6 separate regions of the Mus musculus genome follow, and all the other regions are linked to region 1. Evidence: chromatin loops called from intact Hi-C (ENCODE). Cell type or tissue: left cerebral cortex. All regions are shown on one strand. Region 1 holds the start of Ildr2 (immunoglobulin-like domain containing receptor 2). Region 2 has its middle 19 kb from the start of Tada1. Region 3 overlaps Ildr2 (immunoglobulin-like domain containing receptor 2). Region 4 overlaps Ildr2 (immunoglobulin-like domain containing receptor 2). Region 5 overlaps Gpa33 (glycoprotein A33 (transmembrane)). Region 6 has its middle 52 kb from the start of Gpa33.

Region 1 (5,000 bases):
CCCTCCTCCAAGTCTCCCTGCTAGAGGGCACCTGTTGCTAAACTAGCAGCTGGCAAGCATTTTGTTTTGTTCAAAACAACAACAACAGCAACACAACAACACCACCAATCTCTTGCAGGAAGTAGCCCTGCACTGACAATGAGAAATCAGGAGGCTAAATATGTAGCAGGAAAAACTGGATTTCAGCAAGGAAAGACAAGGAAGGAGCCGTTACAGCCTGAGGAGAAGAACCCAAGTGTTGATTAGAAATTGCTCAGCCTGCCTCAAAGCAAAGCAGGGGAGTAGAACGGTGGAGAGGGGGGAGCATGGGGGAAGAGGGGAGAGAGGGAGGGAGGAAGAGGATGAACGTGGTTTGTTCTTGGCTCTGTCTCATTTTTAATCTGCTTTTTTTCCCTCTCTCCCTCCCCCTTTTACCTTGTCTCAGGAGAGAATTCATTGATTGAGCTGGATGGGAATGCCTTACCTTTCCTCGTAGGGCTACTGTGTGAGGAATGAGTCTAAAGCCCTCTCATCCTTGACTGATCCCCTCTCCTCAGCCCCCACCCCTTTTCCCGGCAGCCATTGTTAGCGCCCTCATACTTTGCAGGGGCTGAGAGGAGCCTTGTCCATCAGCATCTCTGACAGCAGGGAGGCAGGTCAGGGGGCGGCAGCGGGTAGTCAATGGCACCCCAGGACGCAGCCTCCCTCACACATCACCCCTGCCATCTGACAGCTGAGACACCCTGATAAGTAACCTGTTGCCTGTTTCCAGGCAGAGCCAGCTCTCCAGGTGCAGAAGGCAGAAGGCACAGACAATGCAGCGCCTCCCTCCACACAAAAATAAAGCAACAGAGCCTCCCCCCCCCACCCCCGAAAGCCAGAGAAGCAGGCGGAGCTGGGGCACAGAACTCTGGCTGGGGTCTAAGGTGATACCCCAGATTCAAATATGCATACTGCTTCTCTTCACCTCTGTTTCTATAAACCAAGAGGAGTGGGGGCCGAACTAGATTTCCTGTGGTCCCTCCACTAATAGGTTTACATTTCATAAGAAACTGTTAGCCATCTAGAGCCCATATGCTGCTCCTCTCCCACTCTCTGTGAGTCCCCAGAGTACTCCTCTTGGGCAAACCCAGTATTGGGAGAGGGACGTCAAGAAAAGCATCTCTGACTCATGGACCTCCTAAGATGCCTGCCTGACTTCAGAGAAGCCATGACACAGGCCTCAAGTCCCAGGCCCCTTGAAGATGGCAAGTGAGCAGTAGAGGCCACTCGGGAGTCAGGATCTGTGAGGGTGGCAGTGGAAAGCATTGGGAGGCCAGAGGAGGGAGAAGCAAGGATCAGCCAAACCCTGGAATTAGATGATTCATATTTGAATAATGTGGGAGGGATGAACTCAGAGCAGCCAAGATAAGAGGCTAACTCTACTGAGGATGCCACCCCACCCCCACCCCCACCTCATCCCAGCTGGGGGCAAGAGCAGTGTTAGGGCCTATCATTTGCCATGGGGAAAGAACTCAGGCAATTGATAATTTCATTCTGAGAGTAAAAGAAGAGGGGGTATTTGTCTTTCTTCCTTCTTGCATGTCTTTTCTCTCGTTTCAGATTTGCTTTGGCTATTTTAAGCTGGATCCCATTTTCCTAGTCTCTTGATCTCACCCCACCCTACCGCACCCTCCTGGAGCTGGTGGATGCCCCAGAGGAAACAAACTTTTTTCTTCTTGCAGCCATTTGCTCTCTTCTGCCTGCGACTGACCCGATCCTATCATCATGACCCTTCGACACCTTATTCTGTCTTCTCCACTGTCTCTTTGGTTGCCTCTGGCCCACCCCCAGCCATCCAAAGCCTCCTCCCCCTGCCCCATTTTGCCTTCAGCGGGCTACTCTGAATCTGAGGTGGCCACCCCAGCGCCACTTGTTCCTTAACCCAGAATTGCTGAATTGTACAGTGTTACACACAGGGCTTCTCCTAGCACCAGACGATGGGAAGAAAGTTCACAAAAGGAGAAGAGGTGCGCTACAAGCACCGCCAAAGTTACCTCTGAACCTCCATACAAATTAACGTTGTTGGGGGGGGGGGCGTCGATCTATTACAGGGTTGTCTTTTATCTTCTCCAAATGGCTCCAGTAAGACTGATAGGGCCTTAAATTCCAGGCCAATCAAGCTGTTCTTCATCTTCCTAAACCTTTCCCCCTACAGCCAGAGAGCCCCAGCGAATGTTCCTGGGTCTCCCTCCTCTTCTGTGGAAGTAGCTAGGGAGACACTCCCCTACCCACCTCCCAAACCCTGCCTCCAGAAAACCAGAGCTGTTAATGAATCAACCCCTTTCCCCAGGCTTTGCCCAGGACTCGGAGCCTAACAAACTCAGAGAAAGAAGGAGGAAGAATCATTGTCTGGAGGGGAAATATACCTCCTAAGAACAGCCTCATAGCGCTAGTGAGTCAAACACCTGCATCTCCATCCAGCTCCTTCGCAATCCGGCATTCTCCCTTGCCTCCCCCATCATACACACACACACACACACACACACACACCACAGGCTAAGCAGCTTTAACACTGTCAAAAAGGAGGAAAACGAAGGTGGAGTGGAACACCACCACTGTAGGAATACATTTAAAGTTATCCGTAGCTGTGGCAAACGACTCTTACCTGTTAACCAGAAGACAGCGGTCCACCCCAACACGACCCTATCCATCTTCCCCAACTTCCCATCCAGATCCAGAGTGGGAAAAGCGGGCATCAGCTGGCACGATAAGATCCGGATGACCTCGCAGCAGCAGGCGGCGGCGGCGGCGGAGCGCGGGCCCCGCGCGTCCCTGGCGCCGCAGCCCTCGGGGCTGGCCGCGCAGCCCGGCCCCGGGCGCTGGACGCCGCCGCCTGCGAGAGGCGCGCTGCCGCTGGCTCTAGAGTCCGATTGGGCTGCGGGGGCCGTTCCCGCACGCACAGGCTGCGCGGCACCGGCGAGCGCCTCCCCGCAGCAGAGCTCGCCGCGCGGGGGAGCTCGATCGCCGCGCCGCCGCCCGCGCCAACACCGCCCGCCAAAGTTTCTCGGTCACGTGCCGTCTCCCGGGGCTGGGAGGTCAGAGCCTAGCAGCGAAGTCCACCCCAGAGGGCGGACCATGTGGCGGGGGCTGCGACTCAAGCTCTACTTGAGCCACCAAGCAGGCTGGGACTCGATGTTTCCTTGCACCTGTACTGGGTGTCAGGGACAGAAAGGCTACAAGGACTTGGCATAACTTCTCCTGGGGCTTAGACCTGTGTGGTGTTTGTTTGTTTGTTTGTTTGTTTGTTTTTGTTGTGCCCTGGCTGGTGCATCTGGTTCAACGAACCAAGAGGCCCCAACCAAATTAGGATCCATAGGGGAGAAACCCTTTAGGCAAAAATCTTTTTTCTGTTAAAACGTATGTGGCCTTTTTAACAGAAAATGAGCAGAGAGAGAGAGAGAGGGAGAGAGAGAATGGGAGGGGGAGGGGGAGGGGGAGGGGGAGGGGGAGGGGGAGGGAGAGGGAGACTACACCTATACATTCTCCATTTGCAGCGTACATTTCCATGGGCTATGCCCACTTTTAAAATGGAGTTGTCTCCTGTCTATTGGAAAGGACTCACAATACGTTGAGAAAGCACTGAGAAACGAATGTTTGGGTTAGCAAATATATACTAAGGCTCTCCTAGGCTCTAAGCATTAAGGCTACAGGATGAGAATGGTGTCCCTTGAGGAGCCATATCCTGGGTCCAGGAGAGGAAGAAAGGCCAGACCTTTAGAGGCATAATGCATAGTCATTGTAAAAAATATGCCGGTTGATGTCATTGTAGAAGAGATAGGGAAGGGGCAGGTGGACTCAGGAAAGAACAAGTTAGTCCCAGGGGTGGGGCTGATGACCACAATAAAGGAGACATCTGTGTTAACACTTGAAAGATGGGACAAGATTTGGGCTTGTTGAGGGTTGGTGGCAGTAAGGAAGCAGACACCCATATTCTGTCTAGAGGAAGGGAGAAAGAACTCCGAAGGACCGAAAAATGCCCGTGAACTCGGAAACAGAAATCCTTCACCCTAAGAATGTATGCATGTGAAAGCAGGGGTGATGTATATATGGGGACATGCAGAATCAGGAGGAAGCTCAATGGTGGCCTTTTGCCACCACTTGCCTTCTTTTTGCATATCTGGACAGTTCCAAATACAGAAGCCAGAAAGTCTAGTCACCTCCTAACCACCAAAGCTGGAGGAGAGGCCCCTGGCCCCAGTATGGCCAGGGTGACCTCTTAACAGGTAGGTTTCTGAATCTGGATAAAGTAGTGCAAGAGGCAGGCACACCGGACAATCAGTTTTGCCCGGAGGTAGCAGCAGCATCAGGGGCCGGGGCCAGGTGTGGTGGTTGGAGGCTGGGTGGCCACCCTGCTCAGGGGTGTGATCTGAGCTGCAGTCCTGGTGTGGCCTCTCTAGGTTCCCACTTGTCTCCTACATCTGGATCTTCAACGTTTTTAGTAAGTCTTAGAGTCACTCATTACATTTCATCTTTTACTTAACTTGAGTGATTTGTATGCTATTAAGAGTCCTGAGTAATAAGCTCTGTGAGAGAAATTTGAGAACTATATCCTTTAGCACCCAGAAAAATCAGAAAATTAAGATGGGACTTAACATCCGGAGGTTTCTTATCAGAGCCTAAGCAAGTTTGTGGGTGTTTTACAGGATTCCTGGTTTAATCCTAATGAGGAAACTTGAGCATAAAGATTGTCACTAGGACCTTTAAGATCAAGAAGCCAATGAATGCCAGAGCTAGACTTTAACCTCAGGTCACCTGGCTTCAAAACGTATGCTTTCCGCTACAAAAAGTTTGTCTACATAAAAGGGTTAAAATATCAATGTATTTGTATTATGCTCTGCTATTTACTGCATGCCTATGTTTGTACATACAATGTCTGGTTGAGAGCTTTGTGCAAAACTTCGACAAATGAGAAAGTTTATAAAGAGGGGAAATGGGCTGATTTAAAAGGTCAACATTCACAGAAGTGACCTTTGAATTAG
Region 2 (5,000 bases), 110 kb before region 1:
AAACCTAGAGATGTCTAGAAAGAGAAACCTCCATTGAAAAATGTCTGCATCAGATTGCCTATAGGCATATCTGTACGACATTTTCTTGATTAATGATTGATATAGGAGGGAGGTCCCAGCCTGTCGTGGATAGTGCCACTCCTGGGCAGGTGCTTCTGGGGGGGATATAAGAAAGCAGACTGAGCAATCCATGAGGAGCAAGGCTTTAAGCAGCATTTCTCCATGGTTTCTGCTTCAGTTCCTGTAGGGGGCACAGAAAAAGTGTGAGCACAGTCTGTAATGTTAAGCACACAGGGTTGTTCCTCCAAGGGAAGGAAAGCAAAACCTGTTATCCACACAGAAGGCCAGGAACAGACATGTTTACTACCCTAGTGACCTAGGCTCTACTGTGTGGCTAGAGACTCTTCCAGCACCGGACCTTCCCCAGACCCTTTGCATAAATTTGTTTTTCTCGGTAAATCTGTCGAACCTGCCTTGATGGATTTTACAAAGAGTTTCAATGTAGTCCTGTCTGATCTGTATTTAGTTTACTTTGCTCCTTAAAGAAATGTATGTATGTGTATATTTTGTTGTGGACACAGGATTGAGTTAATTATCAGCAGAATAAATTTTTTTTTTTTTACCAAATTTATGCTGTGCTTAAATGTGCCTAAAATAAATTAGGGGTCAAACTTTCCTGCTAGCCCAAGGGTAATGGACCAGTGAGCATGGGCTGATGTCTCCAAAACTGTGAGACAAAAATCATATTTGGCTTTTAAGTATGAGGTGTTTGGTGCAGTATCAGAAAGCTGATTAATACACAAATTGTAAGCACAGACCCTTTGGTCTCCCTAGACAAATTCTGTGAAGTCAATCTCAAAAGCATCTTTCTGTCCTGCTTCTCACTATGGGAGCCTGGCAGCCAGCACCTCCTTGGTCCTACCTGGGAGTAAAAACACCACCATCTGCAGTGAAGCTGAGCAGATGGCTTCAGGAGCTCCAGGGAAAGGGAAAGTTGTCCCTGGATGTGATAATGAATGATATTTATGAGACCTTTAAAAAACCTGTTTCAAGTGTGCGTTATTAAACTGCACCTGTTGGGAAAGAGCCCTTTCCTGCCTCTGCAACCTTTGCAGCGAGCTAAAACTGGAATCTGGAGGAAGCAGTAAACACTGTGAGCATTGCTTACCATGTGGCTGGGAGCTACAAGGTGCTACACGTGCCCTGTGTGGTGATGGCCACTCATTCAGAAGGCATTTGGCACTGTGGCAGGGGCTTGGGGGATGTCCCAAGCTTTCAAACTGGCACGGGAATTGCTCGTAATGTGGGGAGACTCTGCTGGAAGCAGAATGAGCTTCTAAAATCACCTCCCAGAGAAGAAAAAAACAAAACAAAACAAAAACAAAAACAAAACAAACAAACAAACAAAAAACCAAAAAAACCCTTGTTGGCCTAGAAAAATGAATCGCTATCTGGTGTTCCCAAGGAAAATCTGACCTTGGGGAAGAAACCTGGGAAATGAGGTTTACAAGATTTGGTCAAGGCTCATTGGCCAAAATCGGGGTGGGGGTGGGGCAGTTTGCTGCCTGGAGTCACAGCTGTGATTACCCCGACCAGCGTTACCATCCACCTGCTCCTGAGTTTACTGTGTCCTTGGGAGCTGGGATTGCCCCAGAACAGGAGTCAGTCTTACATCTCGCATTGCCTTACTGCATGATTTGTTTTTTTTTTAATTGGGTTGCTTCTATACAGAGGTCTTCTGCGATGTTTATTATATTGTCTGCCAAAAAGAAAAAGCTGTCCTGAGGCAGGAGTTAGGAGGTTAGCAGGTATTTCCTAAAAGGACTGGCAGAGACAAACCGTTTCCTGGTCCACAGTCCAGTGCTGGATAAACAGGAGACTTCAGGCACACGGCTCCGACTAGGCTAGCTGCTCGGCGGCCACCAGGGGGCGATGCTTCCTCACCTTTGCTCCAGGCTGTTCAGCCGCTAGCCAGAATCATAGCTCTCAGAAGCCAAATGGCTCCAAGGGCCACCAGGCGTCTCAGCTGAGACTCTAGGAAGCCCTGGCCTTTGGACACATCAGACAATCCAAAGATGATTTTTTTTTTTTTAGTCTTTCCAAAAGTAACATTTCTAAACTTGTACTCAAAACTGAATTCTGCAGGAAGAAATCAAACAATTATTTGTATTTGGGAACAACCTGGAATCGGCTTTAGTCAGCTGAGTGATGAAGACAGGGGAGGCCTTACATATGTTGTCCCTCATGGTGGTGGGAAATAGCAGAAACCTTTGAGAGGGCTCCTTCTCACCAGGCCCATGAATAATGATAACAGGTACTGAATGCCTACCTAAAGCCCGAGCCATGCATTGCTCCCGTTAACCCAAACTGTACCACACTGGATTTAAATTCTGTTCTCTTATGTTCCATCACGTTTAGTTGCCCAGGGTTACAGAATGACTGACAGACACAAGGTGGGGTGTCGCGCCTGCTCTCGACCAGCAAGAACGATGCGACCACCAGTCCTTCTAACAGCAGTTTATTCAGTCTTCATCTTTCTTCTTTCTCTTCATCAGTACCGTTCCCCAGCTGAAGAGTTCTGAATCCACGCCAGATCCTTCTCAACAGTCTGTTTTACGGGAACCTTTATTAACCGCTCCTTCCCAGTGATGCAGTTCTGAATCCTCCCTGTAGCAGGGGGTCTTCGCTCATGCCTGAAGATGTTTCTTTTCCCGGGTTTCAGCACCAACTGTCGCGCGCGCCCCCAACAGGCCAGGAAGAACGACGCTGCTACAGGATCCTTCTGCACACGTTTATTCAGTCCTGTTTCTTCTTTCTCTATATATCTCCCTTGTTTATATCTCCCCTGTTTATATCTCCCTTGTTTTTATATCTCCCCTGCTTATATCTCCCTTGTTTATATCTCCCAATAATAACAATCCTCTCTAGAATAACAATCCTCCCTCTAACCCGGGCCTCTCACTCTTTTATACTCTCAGTTCCCATCCACACACAGCAGGCCACGCCACCTCACCAGGCACGCAGCTTCAGCTAATCAGGGCAGCAGGGGCAAATCTCCACCAAATTGGATTCACCTGTATCCTGGTACACCTGCGCAGCACTCAAGATGTTTGTGTCTTGTGTGAGGAAGTCAGGTGCAAGTCATATGACTTAGCTGCAGTCCCTGGCGCCTTTGGGACTGCCGCCACACCCGCTCCCCACAATTCCCCCTTTTTTCTTTTTTGGCAGAGAGAATGTCTGTAGATAGCCCCCAGCAGCCATGCCCCTTACCCGTCCTTGGGTGACAAACAGCATTGGTTTGATCCCTGTCTTAGGTTGGTGACATGCCCAGGGAGTCTTATCACTGACTACCTCTTAATCATGCCAAGCCACTCCTGGGGAGATTGTGTTTTGCTTGTGGCAGGTGCATCAAAAGGCCAGGATGTTGATTAATCTATGGCCAGATCTTAATTGCTGCAAGCAAGCCTCATGGGTGAAGGTAGAGGTCTGATCCCCAGTGTGCAAGCATAGGGGCCCTACACAAAACCATCCCTTAGGCTCATCACCCAGAGAGGTCTTGGCCAGCTCCCGTGTCATTTTTCCTGAGGGAAGGGAACTAGGACACTGAACCTTCATGCAATCAGACATGCCTTCCACAGGATGCCAACAGCAAGCTATCCTCTGTGCAGTGCTTAGCCTCGCACCCCACGGCATAACGCAGCATAATTTCTTTTAGAGCGGCAAACCGAATCTGAGGAGATTGTCCCGCCTCCACTGCAGCAAAAGCCTATGCTACCATGGCGAAAGTGCGGGCCGCACACTCTGCACCTAACACATGTGCCAAACACAAAACACACACACACTATAACAAGCATACATCCCAGGGCTCTCATCCCCGCTCATCTTCCCTGAAGCAAGGGATAGATGGCCAGAGGGGCTATATCTTTAAGGGAAATTCAGGGATCAAAAAGGCATGGAAAAATGTGAACGTCATGTCGAGCTGGTATCGGCTTCTGGAACACTGAAAGGATCTCCCATCTTGGCTCCATCGTTTGTGCTTGTGGGACCATCCACCACATCCACAGGGGCAACTGGATCAGGAGCCTCATTCTTGCAGCGTCTCACCAACCTCTCCAGCACCCAAAGAGGTTCCGTCTGGTCCTGTGGAAACACACAAACAGACCCTCTCGCCCACATCAACACCTGATCTGGTCGATCCTCTCCAAATCTCCGGACAGAAGGTCCACCTACAGGTGGCTGCTGAGGAGGCATAGGGAGGAGGCGCAGAAGCTAATTCGCCTTCCTCCTCCGCCTCAGCTCTTTTATTTTGTCCTTTCTGTCCACCTGATAACACTGTGTCTCCTTTCTTTTTCCTTTTTCTTTTTAAGCCCTTTTCCTCTTCTGACATACTTTCTTGTTGCTCTGTAAGGATTTTCTGACCTGTCTTGACTGCCTCTACACACAATTTCAAACAGTAACAGAGTCCATATATCAGAACAAACAAGACCAAAACTATCAGACCTACCCACAAAGGGTCAATGGGAGAAAAAAGCATAACTACACAGCGAGGATCTATTGATCACTACACTGAGGTTATCATAGTTCCTTAACTTGTCCCCAAACAGGGAACCTTAACTTGTCCCAAAGCCAGGAACCTTAACTTATCCCAAAACCAGGAACCTTTTGTTACCTTGTGCCTGCTTCCTGGCAACTTTATGCTTGCCTCTATTTTATCCGAGGTCCTTCCCAAACTCCTGGGGTCGCAAGTTTCACTCACCGTGAACTTACCCTGCCGGCAACCACTGACTGCTGAAAGTTCTGAACTCGGTGGGGGAGTCGGTTCCCCGTACGGGCCACCAATTGTCGCGCCTGCTCTCGACCAGCAAGAACGATGCGACCACCAGTCCTTCTAACAGCAGTTTATTCAGTCTTCATCTTTCTTCTTTCTCTTCATCAGTACCGTTCCCCAGCTGAAGAGTTCTGAATCCACGCCAGATCCTTCTCAACAGTCTGTTTTACGG
Region 3 (5,000 bases), 61 kb before region 1:
GGCACAATCAAAAATGACTATGTACAAAAAGAAAAAAATAAAGCTAAGTTGAACACCCAGAACTGAAAAGTATATTAGAATTAAGACTAGAAGCCAGGCATGGTGGCACACGCCTTTAATCCCAGCACTTGGGAGGCAGAGGCAGGAGGATTTCTGAGTTCGAAGCCAGTCTGGTCTACAAAGTGAGTGCCAGAACTATATAGAGAAACCCTGTCTCAAAAAAAAAAAAAAAAAAAAAAAAAAAAAGAATTGGGACTGGAATCAGCTGATGAGAACATAGAAAACTATAAGATAAACATGAAGAAATTACCCAGAATAGAGAGCTGAAGACAAAGAAAGAGAAAACATGAAGATTATATTAAGAAACACAGAGAGTAGAACAAAAAGATGAAGCGTTTAATTGGATTTGTCAAAAGAGAGTTTGGAGATGAAATGTTTGATGTGTTAATAGCTTAAAGTTTTCCATATTTGATAAAAAGCCAGCCCACGGACCGAGGAAGCACAGTCCCAGTTGTAATAAATAAAAAGAAACCCACAGTAGCATGTTCTTTAAAACCTAAGAACACTAGAGACAAGGTCAAAGTTGAAAAGCATCCTGAAGCACAAGGTAGATTGCTGACAAAGGAAAAGCAATTGGGTTGACAGACGTCTCAAAAGCACCCCTGGGGATCAGAAGGAAGCGGAAACCCATGACTTCAGTTTGGTGAAGAAAAAGTGACTTCTGTCATCAGTGAGATTCTCTTTGGGGAACAATAACAAGACACTGTGATTGACAGCAACAAATCAACAGCATATCCCACCAAGGGACCAGCACAAAAGAAAATTTCCTTCAGGAAGAAAAACAGTTCATCAAGAAAATCTATAATGTAGCCAGAAAAGATTTATAGGGGGAGATGGGGAGGAGGAAAGATTCTAAACATATTTGAGAAATTTAAAAATATTATTTTATAAGGGCTGGAAAAATCAAGATGGAGTTAAAACATTAGCCAAACAGAAGGAAGTCCAGAAGAGGTATGAGTTTAACTGCTTTAGAGTCTATTTTTAAATTAAACCTACATAGAAACATTTTAACAGAATTACTAAAAGAAGAGAGTTAAGCCCAAACGTTTCAAGCAAAGACAGGTTTTCTGGAATCTCTTGACAGGACCTGGCCATCAAAGAGATTAATAGCTCCACGAGCTACTTACCGCTGTTTATGCTCACAAAGGTTTTTAATTGCCTTCCCTTAATTATGGTACTGAGGAATTTCCAAATCTCTTCAGAAACTAAAATGTCCTCCCACGGAACGGCTCTCCTCTCCCTTCTCTAAAGAGTCAGGCAAAGGCTCTTTTCCTGAATATGAGCCAGGTACCATCATTGTCCAACTACCATATCTACATATGTAGATAACATATGTCCTGATGTCACAGTGGGTGTCAACAGAATTCACCCAGCCCACAGCTCATTAAAGTCTGCTGGAACACACATTAACTGCCAACATCTGCCTCTACAGTACTTAGACCATTCTTTGGAGAGTGTGTATATCATTACTATTATTAATCATTGTTATTATTTTGATAGCAGTACTAAGCACTGAGCTTCATAATACCAGTTCCATACAGGTCACTTCATGTAATTTTTTTTTTAAATCTTGGAGAGAGCACAAACTGTAAGATTGTAACATAATTAATTGAGTTCTTTATAACAAAAGTAGATGAAATGCTTTATTTACTTTAAATCATTACAATCAAATGCACTTTGTATGTATGACACAGGAAAAGAAAACCATGAGTGACAGTGATATAAGTGTTTCAGTTTTGATGTCACAGACAAGGCACAAAAACAACTGGGCAGGTGATTCTCATGAAGTAGGCATCTTTGCACCCGACTCTTTTGATGGCATGGTTTTTATTTTCACAAGGACATTTCTCATGGAGTAGTGTCTAACATCTTTGTTAATAAACATGGCAAGAGAGAAGCTATGGGTATCTTTCCCAAACTTTTAGATAAAAGAAGTCGGACCACATTTTCCCCTGTCCAGTCAGACCCACCAAAAAACTCGAACATGACTTTTAGCTCAACTGCCACAACTTTATCCTTCTCATCGTCCTTATCCCCCTCTAGATCTGGACCTCGAGTTCTACCTAAAAAAAAATGTATCTCAAAATATAGTGAAGATGACAGCTCCTGCCCACAGCCATGGAATTCTGAGCCTGGATGAATCTGTAGCTTGGCTTAGAAATTCCTCTTTGAGAAGAATTCAGAAAGTGGCAACCCTTTTGTCAAAGCCTTTCCCCTCACAGCTTGATGCTGATGATGAAGATCCTCCCCAGCAAAGACACCTCCTTCTCAGGGCAGACTTCAAGGAACCTCCTGTGGATAGATGAAGTGGCAAATGCCTGCCTTCCTAGCTTCTCCTCACCAATGATGTGTGAGTGAATATTGAGTCAGGGCTCTCTCCACTATCCACCTGCTTGGGAAGAGAACACACTAGAGGCTGGGCCCGTGATTACTGTAGGCTTAGGACCTGGACAGTCAGAAGGCCATCTAAAGACTAAAAGCTATTTGGCAATAGGTGATCACTTGGCACACTTTCAGACCCAGCTCCACATTGGGTAAGATGGGAAAACACTGGGCTTGCTGTGAAGAACAAATGTGCCCCGTTGATGCCAACCTCACGCTGTTGCTTAAAGCATCTCGGCTTCTTCTTACTCACCTTTGATGCCACTAGGGCCTTTGAGCTTCACAGGTAATCCCAAGTGACTAGGGGGTAGGTCCTGGTAGGGAACCTTTTGCTTTCTAAGACCTTAGAATTTCCATGGGTGATTCCTGTACTCTATACATCACTTCTAAACTTCCATAAGATTCTGGCTGCAATTAAATCAGTTTTGGAATAGGTAATATATATTTTACTATTTTTTTCTCCACCCACTTTTGGTCCTAGCATGAAAGTTATGTTATTAGCAAAGCTTTTAATTTTTACCCTTTAAAAATGATTTACGTTTGCCATTTTCTCTGATGGCTTTTTTTTTTTTCTATTCATGAGCTAAGTTTTATTCAGGATGGTAAGGGAATAAGAAAATTGTCTGTAATTCCTGTTGTCTGATCTCAGCCTGTCACAACATATCACTATTCTGGGAGTTGGAACATGTCAAGAAGCCTCCCGGGGGGAGGTCCTCCAACCCCCTCCCTTTAAATGTTTCCTTTCAGCCTGACTCTGGTGAGCCATTCTCCAGTGTCATAGCTGGGACTGCTGGATGCCACACCAGTGCCAGACCTAAGGAAGTTAGAGGGACCTCACAGTGATATTGGAATGAAATAATCCACAGCACAAACAATATTCCTGGCCAGCAGATAGGGGTGCACCAGAGGTATGATCCAGTATAGCACCACCCAAATGCATCTACCACAAGGCATTCTAAAAGGATATGTTCAGAATACAAATCCTTACTCCAGATCCACCCATCCATTCTCCAAGGTACAGTCCAACAGCATTTGTGACAGTGGCAGTCAGTAATCCTTGTGTTTTTTCATTGTTATTTTCAGTGTTTGGTTCTTTAAGGCAGAGTATCATACAGCCCAGGGTGACCTTGAACTCACTATGTAGCCAAGGATGACCTTGAACTTGAAACTCTCCCAGATGTTGGGATCACAGGCATGTGCCACTACCCCTAGTTTATTGTGCTAGGGATTGAACCAGGGCTTTGTGCATGCTAATCAAGCGCTCTACCAACTGAGCCACATCCCAGTCCCCCAGGCAAGTAATTGTTTTACCAAGTATTTTTAAATGCTTTATTTCTTTGTTAGGTGTGTATTTTGCCTTCGTGTGTGTGTGTGTGTGTGTGTGTGTGTGTGTGTGTGTCTGAACTGGTGCTGGGAGTCTCCATGTGCTGAAAAATGAATGTGGGTCCTCTGGAAGAGTAGCCAGCACACGTAATCACAGAGCCATCTCTCCAGCCCCTTTCTTTTTCAGTTTTTAACAATGTATTTATTTTTATTTTGTGTGCCTGAGAGTTTTTTGATGGTATATATGCGTACCATGTGAGTTTAGTGCTCCCAGATGCTCTATGAGATCAGTGGGTCCCTGGAATTGAAGTTACAGACAGCTGTGAGCATTAGTAGAGTGCTGGGAACCAAACTCGGGTCCTCGGCTAAAGCAGTGTTTTTGACTGTTAAGCCATCTCTCTCCAGTCCCTAGGCAAGTAATTCTTATGACTAGGCAATTTTGCAAAAACACAGATCCAGCAGGAAAGGCCTATAGATTGGGAATCTAAAGATCTGACTGGTTTGTGACTCCATAAATGTGGATGATGGCTTATCCATCTATTTAGAAATGGATGGAGAGCAGATGAGCCAAAGCGGTGTCTGTTAGTTACTCCACTCCTCTCAAAGACTGCTTCGGATCTAACCAGATTTTTATATGTAGCGCCAGCCCCCTCTCACCCTGGGGTGCCCACCCCTACACCACATGCAGAGTGAGGATCATGAGAAGGGAGGTGAGGTCCCCAACCCATGTGAGGTGCTACTGCACCCCAAGCTGTAGATACAAGTGCCAGGAGGACTAAATCCCAAGCTCCCCTGGGCTTGCTTGGATGGAAGAACTGAATACAGTCCTGAGTCTCCTAATGAGTCTATACATAGCCTAGAGAAGAGCTCTGAGCACCAGGGGACCTCTCCTGCCACCTGCTTCCATACTCCCTCCTCCAGCTTGTCCCTGACTCAGCTGTGAGTCACAGACAGAGACAGAAGCTCCTGTAAGCGGGCCTCTACTCTCTTCCCTCCTCCCTGAGGCCACTCATCCCTCTCTCTTCTCCTTCACCTCCTTTCAGCTCAGACTTCTACAGCCTGGCTTTGCAGATCACTGAGCATGTCCTAAAAATGGGATGGATGGACAAACACACAACACTTAAATATCAAAATATTCCCATTTAAGGTTTTTGTTTTTAAAGAAAACTTTAAATCTCTGGGTTTATTATAATTTATCCATAGCACTATTTCTTATCATATGCATAAAATATACT
Region 4 (5,000 bases), 51 kb before region 1:
GAAGGGAGTGCTGCTAAGGGCTATGATCGCATATTCCAGAATCTTCTGCCTGGGAGCCATGGTCCTGACCAGTGTGAGCTGTAGATGATCACAGGTGGTATTTGTGTTACTCAGCAGGAATTGGCTCCATCTCAAACCCAACTTGCTTACAGAGAGGGAGGCTTCCTACATGCTGTTCTTGGAATAGGGAGACAATTGTCTTTGTTCTACCTAAGGCAGGCTTCCCGGATCTCCCTTGTTCAAATGTTTTTCTCTGTCCTATATAATCACTGCGGTGAACTTCAATGATTCAGGCTATGTTGGGCCAAGAGAGGAAGGGGAAAAAAAAAGCCACTACTAATAGCATGTTCTCTACTGCTGGCCCGGTCCCAAAAGGGGGTCTTTAGAGCCAGTATGAACCCCGTGCTTTAGAAGAGGCCCATTCTGCTCTCCAAATGGCTCAAAGTCAAGGTGAAGGACATATACCTTGGTTTCAGTTCACTTACCTTTTAGACCACGCTCCTGCTGTGTAATGCCCTGCCCAAGGCTCACCAGACCTACTTAAGGCCTGGGTAGACCTGTTTCCCTCCCTATCAAAGGATTGCAGGTGTTTGTGGTTGTGAGTGGCTAGGCCAGACGTTTGGAAGGTGGACTTAGCCTTTGTGTCCACTGGGCTGTAGCTTGAACTCTGGCCCCTGCCTAAAAAATGTAAGAAAGATGCGGTCACAGATTTCTCACTTCCTAGCTTTGTGCAGAAGTACTTATGAACTAGGACCAGAGTTATGATGTAGCTAGAAAAATAACAGAAATTTCGATTATTTTTTAAAAACTTAGAAATATATTGAATTTCCTTTTACTTAAATCTAGGGAACCTATTTGTAATGTAACTGATCCACTTGTTTTCTAAATCTTTTAACTGAGACTTTGAAAATATTATTAAAGACAACATTTACTAGTCCTTGCTGCTGAGTGAAAGGTGAAGCCAAAATTAGATGTGGGGGGCAGAGATATGGTCTCTCAGGTTTCCTCTGCCTCCCCTCCATCCTCTGTGGTACAGGGAGGACCAGAGGAATTTTTTACAACAGCAGGACCTCCTAGTGTTGTCTTACCGAGAGAGAGCACACAGGAATGATAATTTACTCGTGGGATCATTTGGTATTAAATTATAACACATTTAAACATAAACCACTTAGAGAAAGATGATGATGATGATGATGATGATGATGATGTGTGTGTGTGTGTGTGTGTGTGTGTGTGTGTGTGTGTGGTGCATGCCCAGGTGTATGTCTCCAGCGGACTTGTGTTCCTAATTCTCTCACTGAATTTGGAGCTAGGCTGGTGACCGGAAAAGCCCCGGCATCTTCTCTTCTCTGCCCCGTTACAGAGCTGGAGTTACAGGAAACTGCAACCATGTCTATCTTTTTACATAGATGCCAGGATCTACACCAAGGTCCTCAAGTCCGAACAGCAAGCACTCTTATACACCAAGCCATCTCTCCAGCCTTTATGCCTATTTTAAAAGGAAGCAGCTCACAGACTATTGGTTAAAATCTACAATGTTCCCTCACAGTTCCCATGAGTCCCAATTCCAGTAGGCATACAGGGGCGGGGTGGGGGGAGCTTTAGTTTGCAATGGTGAGAACATTGCAAAACAATATTGTTGGCTCAGAATTTTCTCGAAATTTCAAGTGATACTTGACCTCTCTCATTTCTCCAGATTGTAAGAACTATCACCATTTGACCACTCATAGTAACAAACTACCCAGGGCATATGTTACACTAAAATTTCTGCCAAGTAGAACATGACATCAATGTCGCCCTTGACAGAAATAATAATGCCAGTCTGGGGCAGGAATACACAAACATTTTCTGTAAAGGACCAGCCATGGAATAAACATTTTAAGCTTTGTTAGCCATACTGGTTATAACCATTCAGTTCCACCATTCAACAAGAAGTTATAGAACATATGTAAGCAAATTAGCCTGGCTGTGTACCAATAAAACTTTATTTAAAAAAAAAACAGAAATTGTTATATATATACCTGTGCCCAGGAGATACTGTTTGCAGACTCCTGCTCTAGACATCCCAAGAATATAAGCGACCAGAAGTGACTACCACTTATAAGGGTTGCACAAAGGAGAACCACAGTGGCCAATAAATTCAAGAACCTGGACTTCACACCCCCAATTCTTACAAAATCTGTGAAACCAAGGTATCTATCTTATGGGTGTTTTTTTAAATTGCCCCAGTCCATGATCTGCCCTGCTCTTCAGAATAGAGCCAACCTCCATAGTGAACTCTATTCCTGAGTCGTCCACACAGCCGTTGTACTGTAAATCTGCAGGTACTAGGTGGTCTGGGTCCTGGTCTTGTCCCTGGCCACATGCTAGCACTGGTATTATCACAGTGGGGAGGCCAGTCTGGGCTTAGCTCAAAAGCATTTGTGTGTGAGTCACAAGATTGGAAATCATTCTATGTGGGTTTTTCTAATTCCATCACTACACTCCCTGAGCTTCTGCTTCCTCATCTGAACACTGCACAGGCTGACATAGAGCATCTCTGGGATTCCTTTCCACTCTAAGGCCCCACTAGGCTGAGACCAGCCAGTTTCTGAATACCTTTCGGATCACTTCAGTCAGCCGAGACAAGTCACAGACACTCCATTCCATTCTTTTGATCTCCATCATTACATTAACTTTTCCTCTAAGTGGTGATACCTGGCTTCTCCTTGATCTAGGACTCTCTCTGTCTCTGTCCTCCTAACAGAGATCCATGACAACACTGTTACAACCAGCTTGTCAAGTGTGGTGACATCTGCATTCCTGACATTCCAATCTGGAGATGGTCTTTTTATAGTCCAGGAGGTGGGAGGATGCAGCAATGGCTGCAACCCAGACGAGATGAATTTAGAATTGTAAACTGGGTGGAATATGTTGTCCTTAATCTGAATAAAGTTCCTCTAGTCTGGGACTGTTTTCCCAACAGCTCCATCAAGTCTCTTGTTGGTTCCAAGAAGAAGAGGGTTCAAAGAAAGTGCCTAGTGACCTCACTACCAGGCTTGCCAGCACCCTCTTGATAATTAGCCCATCCGAGTCAGACCTGCCCTGTTCTGCCTCCCATGATAGACAGTAATTTGGAATCCACTCTAAAGATTCAGCAGTGTCAGCTGCAGCCTCCAAGGGCTTTGGATAAGTTAAGGGTTGGGGCCCTGCCACCAACAGACTTAGTAATTAAACGGTTCTTTGACAAAAAGTGCAGCCTCGTTGCTTACCCCGAAATCTCTGCGGTTTGGACATCTCACAGGGGTGCCAGCCTCTTTTTCCTAGATTTATTTACTAGACTTCTTCTTTCACTCCATTGAAGCCTCCATGTGGCAAGTCAGCATCTGGGTTGTTCAATGCCAGAGCCCTTCAGGTTGGAAAAATCTCCTACTGCGTATTTACTTGAGTGTGCCTATGTGTCTGTGTACATGCATTTGTGCTCATATACATAAATGCGAGAGGTTGACGTAATATCTTCCTTGATATTCTTGACCTTAGTTTTTGAGGAAGGCTCTCTCACTGAACCTGAGCTCTCTGACTGAGTAGAATGGGTGCCCACTGAGCTCCAGGGATTGGCTTGCCTCTGCCAGCTCAGGGCCGGGGCTAGAGAGGTCATCTGTTGGCTCTGGATGCTGAGGTCTCAACATGGGTCCTCGTGTTTGCACTAATGCAGGGTATCTGAGCCCACACGTGCTCAGCAATAGCTTTACTGATGGAGCCATCCCACATTGTGAGTCACTATTTTTGAGGATTGCTAATGGAGTCTTATAAGGGGGACTGTTCTAATGAAACATTTTAAAACCAGGATTATAAGGCCACAGCAATGGACACAGACTGCCCCACAACCACACACGCTTTCACTAGAATCCCCTTCTATTCCCTTCCATGTTCTCAGAAGTACTTTTGTGGTAGTGTCACGAGCATACCTGCTGGCTCGGGGCTTCAAATCTGATGACCTCGGCCCCCCAACCCCCACCATCTCATCTTCAGCTACCGAATCCTTAATGAAGCACAGATCACATGAAACTAACAGATGCTCACATCTGCCTCTCATCCTCCTGGCTGGATCAAACTGAGCCAGCTCCTTCTCGACATAGTACAGGACCTTCATGGAGTCTCTCTCTTTGTCAGCCTGGATCCGGTAACCTTTGCGAACTGTTGGAGAAAGCACAGGAGGGTGAGCTAAACACAGGAAAAGCAAGAAAAGGAGGCCTCCATTCTTTTTTTTTTTTTAACCAAGCAGAAAAACATGGTTCCCAGTTAGAACAATTGCCCAGAAATAGTAAACTACAGTTTATACACAGAGGGCACACTTGAGATCCTCGATCAGGGGTTGCCACTGGGACGAAGATCCTGGAAGTGAACAAGCAAACCCGCTGCAGTATGCTTTCATTCATTTGCTATCCTGTCCCTCTTGTTGTCTGACCTTCTACAGCTATACTAAAGGCTCCTCTCTCTGCATAGCTTTTTTGAGTTCTGGTGGAGGAGCAAGCTCATGCTATCAGGAAGAGAAAGAGACCCCATTCTCAGTTTAGGACCCATGTCACTCTCCAGCAGGAAGTCCACACCTTCACTTGGTAGAAGTGCACGTAACTTTAAGACAGATCTCCAAGCATCACAGATCTCCACAAAGGCAGGCTGAAACCCTCTAGTTGCCTGGGAGATGACAAAAAAAAAAAAAAAAGCCTTAAGCTGGATGGTGCGTGCCTAAGAGCTAATATTAGATTCTAGACTACATACACAGAGGCGCAAAACAAGCTGCACAACACAGAGATTTCTAATCACACTTCCAGTTTATCTCCTTAACATTTTCCTTTTAGGAAGAGGAATGCCATATTTCAGATGTGACTAAATTAACTCGACCTGCTGCTTTGTGGTTAGAAACAGGTGTTATTTTTTCAGGGCTTAATAAAAAAAAAAAAAAAGAAAGAAAGAAAGAAAAGGAAAAAAAAAAGCAGGTTAACAGCATCCTCTGCATC
Region 5 (5,000 bases), 94 kb after region 1:
AAATCTCCTTTGTGCTGAAAATTTGGTCTTGGTGGTCCTGGGCTGAAACTTGTCCTATATACAGAACAGGAAATGTACATATGTGATGTGTGTGGTGTATGGTATGGATACGCTATGGGAGAATGTTTGTGAGTTGAGGGACGTGTCAGTTTAAACTCTTCCTCCATCCAGTCCTTCAGCAGTGGCTGAACCCATGACAGCCCATGTGTATGTCCTGTTCTCAGAGATGCTCCATCATCACTGCTATTTCAAGAGAAGAAACCCACATCCCCTAACTACAGCGCCAGCCTCATCAGAACCTTGTGCCACCAGGTTTCACAATCTGTCACAAGGACACGCTCCAAGTTATCAAGAGGGACCTGTTGCAGTCTTTAGAAATTTCAGAAGCTATCTTTAATCTTCAATAGGCAGTTCAGTGTGTGTGTATGTGTGTGTGTGTGTGTGTGTGTGTGTGTGTGTACATGCACATATGTGTACACATGTGGAGACCAGAAGTTAGCTTCAGGTGTTTCGGTCTCTTTTCTCTCTTGCTTTTTGAGGTGGAGTCTCTCGATGACTCTGGAACTCACTGATTCTGCTGTGCAGAGGATGCACGGTGAGCCCTGGGGTCCTCCTGTCTCTGCCCATCGCCCACGCCCGGTGCTGCAATTACGGGCAGGTGTGGGTTGCTCCTGATCAAACCAAGGTCCTCACAATTTCATGCCAAGCAGTTTGCTGATTGAACCACCCCCCTAAGGTCTGCGTTCTGGGCTTTTAATACAGTGACAAAACTGCAGTCTGGACCTGCAGTCACACCAGCCTTATGTCCGGCTCCTTCCCCATGTGCCAAACCAGGGAACAGTCCACACGAGCTCCTGCCTCCACACTCTGGGGTTGTTGGTCTCTCAGTATCCTCAATGGTGTTGCATCCTTCCAACATTCTTGTATGGAAGGTGGACCACGTGTTCCCAACTCCAGTTTCACAGGAGAGTCCTCTGAGTTTTATGTTGGTATCTGTGCACGCGGGTGCACACATGCACACACACACTAATAATAAGTAAATAAATGTTTAAAAAGCAAAATACCTTTGCACTATAAAAGCAATGTATGCCTATGATAAAAAATTTATGTATGACATAAAGCTATCACACCAACTCCCTTCAAACTAAAACCATCTCCATTCCAATCACAGCTACAAACAAAACGAGGAGAGCGCCTGTCTTCCTCCCATTTCCAATCTATGAAGGAAGACACACATGAAACAGTGGTAACTTCATGAGCAGTTACGGTTCAAAGTGGGGTTGTATCTGAACTCATGGTGAAGGGGTTTACTCTTGTCTGAGGGCCAGAAGGAGCCTCTAAAAGAAGAGAAAATAAAATAAAATCACCTTAGTCACACTACATTGATTTTATTTTCTTCTCTTCTTATCATAATTATGCTACTTTCTTCACATTCTTTCCCTAAAACTCAAAGCACATTTTTTTGTAAAATGTGGCAGCCTTGGATTCTAGTACCCCACACCTGAGTGTTTCATGGTATACCATTTTCAGGTGGTATTCGTATATGATAATGGAAAGGGGACCACAGGCAAAGCAAGGATGTAAATCACTATGGTGATGAAGCTTCAGGGGCGTGGCCTACTTTGGGGGCGTGGCCTACGGGTGTTTTGATAATGCCAGTGGAAACCATGATGGGGATTCAGAGTCCCATTTTCTAACCCAACCGGATTTGGTTAATCTTAAGAATATTTTAAAGGAACACACTTTACAGAATGCTCTCTGTCTCCAGGTACAGGTGTGTTTAGGACGCCTAGCGCTGGCATCAGAGCCCCCACCTGAGAGTGTACTGAGAGTCAAGTGTCCACAGCACCCCAGGGCAGCTCCTAGGCCTCCTTTAGGGGTGGGATCATGAGGGTTCTTGCTGCACCATCCTTCCCCTAGTCTCTAAAGCAAACGATATGTTCTAGAAACTTATCTGGGATAAAAGTGGGCTCATCCCACGTCACTGATGGACTTTGATTGACCTGAGAAATCTCAGCCTCCTTTCCTTCTGGAAGAGCCCACGACTGTCTGAAACCCGGTTTCCCGTTGTTGTGGCGCCATCTTGTGGTCAGGAAAGGGTATGCATATGGCTGTCATCTGTCCCGCCGAAGCGCTAAGAAGCCCTGATAACCCCAAGATATTGATGTTGAATGAACAGGATCCGCTCTTTCTGTCCCCTCCCACCAACGCCGGTCAGTAAGCTCTGGCTGCCACGTCTCACCCCAGGCTCTGGGGCGGACCCCTGAAGTATTCCTGTTCGGTCCACTCCTGAGCTCACCGGCATTTTCACAGGTCGCCTATGGGAAACTGCCTCTTACTTCAAGGAAGGTAACATTAGCACCATCTCAGCCTTTATTGTGGTTTTTGAAGGACCAGGGAGCTTGTAAGTGACTTACAGCTACAAAGTTAAAATAGGACTCCCCGGCTCTGCAGGGAACTCTGGGAGCAAGAGTCTGAGAACAGCACCCCTACCTCATTACAACATCCAGACACAAAACCGCATCGCTTCCAGAGTTAATACTGTCAGTCTGAATCGAAATCACCTACAGGAGAAGCCTCTGGGCACGCCTAGTGGAATTCCAGATCAAATCCACCTTGGGAGTGGTTGGGTGGGGCAGTCTAGATTAGGTTAATTAAGGTGGGAAGACCCTCCCCCATGCCCCATCCCCCATCCCCCCAGCCCAGCTGTAGACTGCACCATCCCTTGGAGTGGAATATTGGACTGAATAAAAAGTAGAAAGTGAGTTGTGCACCAGAATTCCTCCCTCTATGCCTGCCCCCTCCCTCCTCTCTCTCTCTGTCTCTCTGTCTCTCTCTGGCTCTGTGTGTGTCTGTCTGTCTGTCTGTCTGTTTCTTTCTGTGTTGTCTGTCTGTGTGTCTCTCTCTGTGTCTCTCCTCTCCCCCTCTCTTTATCCCTCTGTGTGTGTCTGTCTGTCTCTCTGTCTCTCTGTGTGTGTCTCCCTCTCCCTTTCTCCCTCTCCCTCTCTCCCTCTCTCTCCCTCTCCCCTCCCTCTCTCCCTGCCCCCCCCCTTTTCCAGTGGCCAGGGGCATTGAGAGCTGCAGCTGCCACAGCTCCCCCACCTTGGAGGACTGTGCTCTTAAACTGTGAGGAGCCCAGTGCTTACAGGGAAAAGTCCAACCTCCTAGGCTGGTACACAGGCCCCTCTCCATCTTCCCCCATTGTCCTTCCCATGAACAACATTGGCCATCATGGACATGTACCCTACCCCTCAGCCACACGGACATCATGACTCTCATGCTGTTTTCCCGTTCTGATGGGTCTGCTGGCCAGGCACTAATCTCCGTGTTTTACATACTTTGGTTCACCCTTTCCCGTAACAGCATGAGATGAACACTGGTGTTGTGCCCATTCTACAGATGTACAGACCAAGGCAGAGACAGGCTAAGTATCTTGCCTTACTTGCTGGCAAGGAGCACAGCTAGGATTAAAGCCCGTGGCTACTCTTCAGCACCTGGTCTTGCTGCAACTCCAACATCCCTCTTGTGAAGAAAGCCTCCAGGATCCCTCACACAGTCTGCATCACATCACTGTGTCAGCCCCCCACCCCCCACCGAAGCTCATGACCACGTGACCTTCAGCCCTGGCCCCCACGGTGCAAACTTTGCAAGAGGAAAGTCACGAAATCACTGTGTTCTTAGATCGGGAGCAGGCAACAGCGGGTAGACAGAACACCACAGGTTTTAAGCACAGCTGCCAGGTGAGCTCAACAGAAATCTCAGACATTCAAACACTGGCAGGCCGGGAGCTGGTGAGATGACCCTGTGGGTGAAGGCACTTGGTGCCAAGCCTGATAAGTGAGTTCAAGCCCTGGGGCTCACGTGGTGGAGAGAGGAGGCTCCCAACTAGTTGTCCTCTGGCCTCTCACTGGGCAGTTCTCCCACATACATACACACCTCACAAAGGCAGTTTTAGAAACGTGTTTTAACTTGGCCATCCGGGCTGGAGGGATGGCTCCGTGGTTAAGAGCACTCAATGACTGCTCTGCCAGAGATGAGTTCAGTTCCCAGCAACCACATGGTGGCTCACGACCATCCGTAATGGGATCCGATGCCCTCTTCTGGTGTCTTTGAAGAGAACAACTGTGTACTCACATGCATAATATAAATAAAGAAACCTTTTAAAAATAAAACTGGTAAACCAGAAACATACCAGCAAAACTGGACGCTTGTGGGAATCCATATCTAGTACATCGTCCCTTTTACTTTAAGTCGAGTGAATTCTACTAACTTTTTGGGTTTTTCAAAGAAGTTATTGTTTGGCCTCCAGATGACTGAGAGGCAACGTGATAATCCACTCGGCTTTGATGGAAGCCCATGGGTGTGGGGTGTTCATCCGTGGGGCTTCCCAGGGCACTGGATGTTTCGCGGGGCTTCCCCAGGGAACCCGATGCTCCTCCCTCACCCAGATCAGCCTCACCCACAGGCTTTGCTCTCACCTCCTTATCCCATTTCTACACACGCAGCACTGAACGACCTCAAAGGTAAAACTGATGGACACACCTCGGTTCACTGGTGCAGCCGCAGCAGCTGGTGCGCACACTGAGAGCCTAGGCGATTTCCACTCCAGCAGCCATAATGGCAGCTGAGTGTTTACATGGTCCCAGCGCTGCCCCTCTCTCCTCTTCTTTCTCCCCTAACCTCCTTCTGTATCTTGTTTATTTCCTGATCAAAGGTCAACTATTAGGTGACCAGTACAAAATGGGTCTCTTGGCAACCACAGCTAAATCGGCCGTAGCCTGCCTGAGGACGGGGCCCCTAACAGCCCATGTTGTGTTCATGGTGGTGTCTGGGACGCACTGGTGTGGATGGGAAGTGGGGCTAGGAAATTCCCCACCTCGAAAGTGGGTTTTAGGCTATAATAAAGCTTAAAAGAACAAGCCCCGGTGTTTTGCACAGAATGCTTAGCGGGATTCACTTCCTCCAGAGGATGGAGGGTGGGAAGAACAGAAGTCACGTGA
Region 6 (5,000 bases), 73 kb after region 1:
CAGAAAAGCTTACTGCTGTAAATAGACTAACCCTGACTTGTTGAGGGAGTCAGAAGATTGCCACCCTCCGAATAAGCTGTGCTTGGTTAAGTCTTTCAATCCCTCTGGTTGTGTTTTGTGAAGAATAGAATAGAAACATAAAGGCTTTTTAAAAAATGATCTAAAGGGAAAGGGTCCTATATTCTATAGCTTTGTGGACCGACTTGTCCTGGGCTTACCTCAAGCCTTTCTGCAGGTCTTTCCCATCTCTCTGAGCTTCCCTCCTCCACCCGCTGTTAAACGTCCTCAGAAAGGGACCTCAGCACTTGCTCTCTACACACCCTACTCCCAGAGGCTTCGTCCACACCAGGACTACATCCACTTAGGTTTTGGTTTGTTTGCATTCTGTCTTAGACAGGAAGGAGAATGCTTTCTTTTTCTGAAACAAGGCCTCACCCTGTAGTCTGGGCTACTCTGTGCCAGCCAAGGTGGCCTAGAACTTCAGGCACTTTTTCTGCTTCTGACTTTTGGGTTCTAAATTCCAGGATGGCACCAAGCCTGACTTCTCCCCTTTTGATGCCTGTGACCCCAGAGCCCCCAGGTCAGCCACAACTCCCCAGAGTGCCACACAACTAACCTCATTCCCCTAAGGTGTTGCTTCTAGTCTTCATCGCTCATTCAACTCTGTCTTGTCTTACAAAGACTGTGAGGCAGACTTAATAAATGCACAAAAGGCGAAAACTGAGAAAAGATAGCATAAGTGTGAAGATATGACGGGAAGAAGAGATGAAACTATGGATAAAATTTGTTCGGCTACTCCATTTTGAAAAATTCTATGTAGTGCAGCTTTCACTCTGAGTTTCCTAGCAACCATTGCAAAGAAAAAGCAAGCTACAGTGTGAAGTGTCTTTAAATTAAAATGATACATAGCAAGTCCATTGTTTATGAGCGACAGTGACCTTCTTTCTAGTAAGCAGATTTAAGAGAAAATTCCCCAGGCTATTCTTTTCAACAAATAACTTGCAATGTACTAAGGCCGTGTCTTTGACAACATCCTAACTATAAATATGAAGGTAGAGCGGCTTAATGCTATTCCTGACAACTTCCTACAATACCTAGTGGAATGAAGCCAAGTATTTATGCAAAATAATTCCCGAGTCAGGACGGTAAACCAAGTATATAAATCTGAGAGCTTGCCTTGAGAACAGGGTTAAGTAACTATTGCCTGCTTCGTATTGTTCTTCAACCGGGTTTTGGAATTATTGTTTGGCCGTGAGCCCAAAGTTAGTCTCTTGAAGTCTTGGGACTGCAAATGCTCTGTGCCCGGTTTAGGTGCAGATGTTCTCTCTGGGAAATCCAGCCAAGGCAGGAAGGAGGTGAGAGTGAACTGTATCCTTTTATGGAAGGCAAACTACCTCCTATAAATACTGTCCAAGCAGAAACCAGGGAGGCTGCGCTAGCCCAATCCTGCAGGCCTGTGAGACCAGGCTGGACCTGCTCTGGGTTACACTGTGTTGTGTTGAATCATTACCCCAATTTATAAAGCATTGGCCTTGACCCAAGTTACTCCATTTTAAGCCTAAGTACCACAAAAGAAAGCCTGAGCCTTGTTCACACACACACACATGCGCACACACACATGCACACACATACACACACACACATGCACACACACACATACATACATGCACATACACACACATGCACGTGCGCACACACGTGAGCGCGCGCACACACACACAAGAACCACACTAGCCCATACACCGGGAGGCACTAACTGGTAATTATCTATTGCCAGTAAATGACAATACTGTAAATACGCCAGTAACACCAGACAAATGGGCTTATTGATCACAGATGTAATCTCGGAGCTCCCTCACCTAGGAGCATCCCAAGGGTAAATTTGGCAAGCAGACTGACTGGTCACCCAGCCATTTGCCATGAGCCTCTTCCAAGAAAATTGTCACAGGGAACAGACTCCTGCCTTTGTCCCCAGCTCCAGTTCCAGCCTAGTTACATTCTCTTGCCCTTGACAGCCAATGAACATCAAGCTGACCATAAATTGCCCTAATCCGCCTGCCCCCGCACCTGATATCTGCACTAGACTCTAAGGTCTTGTCCCCTGAAGACTCCTCCTTGTGCTTGTGTTAGCCCTTTGCCTCCAACTTCAGGAAGGCTTGTGAGCTCTCCCACTACGTTCATTAACCCTTTCTCAACCATCCTGCAACCTGCAAGTATGTGTGGAAATCATATTAAATCCAGCATATGATTTGAGAGTTAATATCAATGCTTGAAATAAACGAACCTGTGACTGCCAACAGCCAGCTATCAAGCACAATCAAGATTAATTGACCTTTTGTCAATTAATTGGCTGGAGAGATGGCTCAGCACTTGAGGGTACTGGTTGCTCTTCCAGAGGACCCAAGTTCATTGATCACCACCCACGTGGCAACTCACTGCTGCCTGTAACTCTATTTCCAGCGGGAGCCCAACACCCTCACACAGACATACATGCAGGTGACACACCAATGTACATAAAACAAACCCTGATTTTAAAAAGATGACTTTTAAAACAAAATGAATTGACAAGTCGCAGCTAACAAAGCTGATATACCTTGAGAAATGTTTATTATTCGGTTCATTCAGACACTGTGGAAAGACACAATCATCCGGGCTTTTTCTGGGCATGGGGGCATGGCATGCCAGCTTCAAGCACCAAGCGGGTGCTGAGCCAGAAGAAGTAAGGAAGGCGCCTTCATTGGGCTCTCAACCTCTGGACCTAGGATGCCTCCATGCTGTCAAGAGCGGAACTTCAGATTTTTTTTTTTTAACCAGGAAGGGTCTCTCTGGGGATCAATGTCTCCTAGAGGCAGGGTAGTCTCAGGGTCTGGAGCCTAAGCAAAAATTTGCGGATCCATACACCTCATAGCCTTGGCCACATGATTTAAATGCAACTAGGTGGACAGGTCTGGGCTTTATTTCTCTATAGCTTCCACAACACACACTGCCATCTGTCTGCCTGTCTGTCTATCTGTCCATCTCTCTATCTTTCTCTCTCTCTGCCTGAGAATGCCACCTCCATACACAGGAGCATATAGAAAGTATTAGAGAAATGATGACCACAGAAAAGCCCCATTAGAGAGACAATCACAACAAATCTAGTTTTGCAGTCTTAATTGGGTTTTATTTGCAATTCTAGAATCTGGCAGCAAAACAGACTACTGCAGCTCAGCACACTTGCAAATTACATTTCTAGTGAGAAAAAAGGAGGTGACACAGAGACGGAGGCAGGCACAAAGGGAGTCAGGTTAGTCACAGTTGTTGGCTTCACCTGAATATAGTCTAGACAGTTGGCTACCTGTGATTGGCCAACGCCTATGGGTGTAAATGGCTGGGATCCAGCTATTCCTTATAAAGCCAATTCCTCAGTTGTTAGGTTTTCTATTTATTTACTTGTTGAGTTAGATTGTAGCTTCTTACATAAGGACTCAGGCCAAGTTTAGTTTAACTTGGTCTGCAACCAGTAGAATTCCAGTAGAATCCTTCTTACAGAATGGCAGGTGATAGGTAAATGCACTGTTGTTTACAGTTTGGATTTGAGGTGTCTCCCCCAGAGCCTTGTGTATGTGTGTTTAAAGCTTTTTCTCTAGCTGGAGACACTATTCTGGGAGATGCTGGAAACTTCAGGAGGTATAGCTCTACTAGGTCACTGGATGCATGTGTCCACGGGGACCATATCTTGTCCTAGGCCCCATGCTGTCTTGCTGTCTGCTTCCTGTTCTCCATATGTGAGTCCCTTGCCTCCCTACAGTGATGCTCCGTCTCACCACACTTTAACCTAGAAACAGTGAAGCCCAGTGATAACAGACTGAAACCTAGGAAACCATGTGCTAAAATAAATCTTTCCTTTAAATGACCTTTCTTGGGTATTTGGTCAGAGTGAAAGTATGACTCACATCAGATCCAAACTACAAAAATCTTGCGCACGCTCGACTGGCCAGGAAGAACGACGCTGCAACAGGATCCTTTTGCACACGTTTATTGGGAGAGCTTGATTGTAGAGGCGAAAAGACTTCGAGCCCAGAACTAGTGCTGCTTTTATAGGCCTAGGAGGGGCGTGTCTCACACCCGGATTGGTTATGCACTAAGCCTCATTTGCATGTTCCTCATCTGATTGGCTACTCTCTCTCAGTACCTTACAGAACCTCATTATCATACCTCATTTGCATGTCTCACATCTGATTGGTTATACTCCCAGTACCTTACAGAACCTCATTATCATGCCTGGGCCAGGCAGTGTCTTTGCAAAAAACTTTACTGCATATGTACACATTGGTTGTTTGTCCAATCTTATGTGTGGTGGCCAGCAGTAGTCAGTGCCACTCAGCAACGGCACATGTGGCTTCCCACATCTCCCCCTGTTTGTTTTAATAAAATGAGGCTGGACTAGGCCTGTGCAATTATGCCCATCCGCCGTGGCTCCTGTTTTAGGTTGTTCCTCTAATGTCACAGCCTTACCCGTCATAGGGTAACCCTATCGCCACCGGGCCCCATGTCTTAGGTTGGACTGTGCACGAGGAAAGTTGCCCGTCTCTGGATACCGCAGTGCTGTGTGACAATAACTGCTAAATGACCTAGGGCGAACTCTGCAAAAGAGGCCAGCCAAAAAATGAATTAGTGGGGAAATCATGATCACCCTATTGATGAGCAAGGGCTGATCAATGATCGTTGAGTCTCTCTCATCTAATCTCATGCTGACTAATTCTTGAGCATAGATAACCAAATTTCAGGGGAGGAGCCGTTTTCAATAGCTAAAAGTGCCTGAGTTATAATCACCTTGTCACGTTTTTGTTGAGTTCTGAATTTGCATACCAATCAGAGCATGAACACCAGTCCACAGCATATGGCAGCACCAAACAAAATCACTCCCACCCATTCCTTAAAGTAAGAAAAAGCAGAGGTAAGCCAAGAGGTAAAGTCTCCAAGGGTCACTGGTTCCACTCTGGTCCCATTAAGGTTCA

What was found. A loop is a pair of places that touch in the nucleus more often than their neighbours do. Peaks named below come from ENCODE experiments on the same cell type or tissue, not always from the same donor. Only the 100,000 strongest peaks of a DNase experiment are listed, where the experiment ranks them.
Region 2: a loop joins it to region 1, with 2.9 times the contacts of the local background. A loop is called at or near these places in 2 of 42 quality-filtered maps.
Region 3: a loop joins it to region 1, with 4 times the contacts of the local background. A loop is called at or near these places in 6 of 42 quality-filtered maps.
Region 4: a loop joins it to region 1, with 3 times the contacts of the local background. A loop is called at or near these places in 7 of 42 quality-filtered maps.
Region 5: a loop joins it to region 1, with 5 times the contacts of the local background. A loop is called at or near these places in 12 of 42 quality-filtered maps.
Region 6: it touches region 1 in a loop (2.3-fold over the local background); 6 of 42 quality-filtered maps call a loop at or near these places.

Annotation. Positions count from the first base shown.
Region 1 is chr1:166,252,093-166,257,092 of GRCm38, reverse strand. Ildr2 (immunoglobulin-like domain containing receptor 2) reads right to left here and starts at 2,954. Exons shown (of 10, transcript NM_001164528.1): 1 at 2,627-2,954. The coding sequence starts at 2,717. In left cerebral cortex, a CTCF peak has its summit at 2,974; DNase peaks (open chromatin) are centred at 1,140, 1,684, 2,359, 2,965 and 2 more places; H3K4me3 peaks cover 3,337 bases; H3K27ac peaks cover 3,051 bases.
Region 2 is chr1:166,357,292-166,362,291 of GRCm38, reverse strand. No RefSeq gene overlaps it. Among named protein-coding and RNA genes, the nearest start is that of Tada1, 19 kb to the left of the region's middle. In left cerebral cortex, CTCF peaks have their summits at 254 (motif pointing right) and 1,929 (motif pointing right); a DNase peak (open chromatin) is centred at 1,936.
Region 3 is chr1:166,313,514-166,318,513 of GRCm38, reverse strand. It overlaps Ildr2 (immunoglobulin-like domain containing receptor 2), which reads right to left. Exons shown (of 10, transcript NM_001164528.1): 10 at 1,682-5,000. Among named protein-coding and RNA genes, the nearest start is that of Ildr2, 62 kb to the right of the region's middle. In left cerebral cortex, no CTCF peak of the experiment used is centred here; DNase peaks (open chromatin) are centred at 1,266, 2,249 and 4,663; H3K27ac peaks cover 2,305 bases.
Region 4 is chr1:166,302,678-166,307,677 of GRCm38, reverse strand. It overlaps Ildr2 (immunoglobulin-like domain containing receptor 2), which reads right to left. Exons shown (of 10, transcript NM_001164528.1): 7 at 4,063-4,176. Among named protein-coding and RNA genes, the nearest start is that of Ildr2, 51 kb to the right of the region's middle. In left cerebral cortex, no CTCF peak of the experiment used is centred here; DNase peaks (open chromatin) are centred at 105, 2,529 and 2,857; H3K27ac peaks cover 2,982 bases.
Region 5 is chr1:166,157,902-166,162,901 of GRCm38, reverse strand. The region is part of intron 4 of Gpa33 (glycoprotein A33 (transmembrane)); the gene reads right to left. Among named protein-coding and RNA genes, the nearest start is that of Gpa33, 30 kb to the right of the region's middle. In left cerebral cortex, CTCF peaks have their summits at 2,090 (motif pointing left) and 4,104 (motif pointing left); a DNase peak (open chromatin) is centred at 2,095.
Region 6 is chr1:166,179,468-166,184,467 of GRCm38, reverse strand. No RefSeq gene overlaps it. Among named protein-coding and RNA genes, the nearest start is that of Gpa33, 52 kb to the right of the region's middle. In left cerebral cortex, a CTCF peak has its summit at 2,772; DNase peaks (open chromatin) are centred at 906 and 1,303; H3K27ac peaks cover 1,561 bases.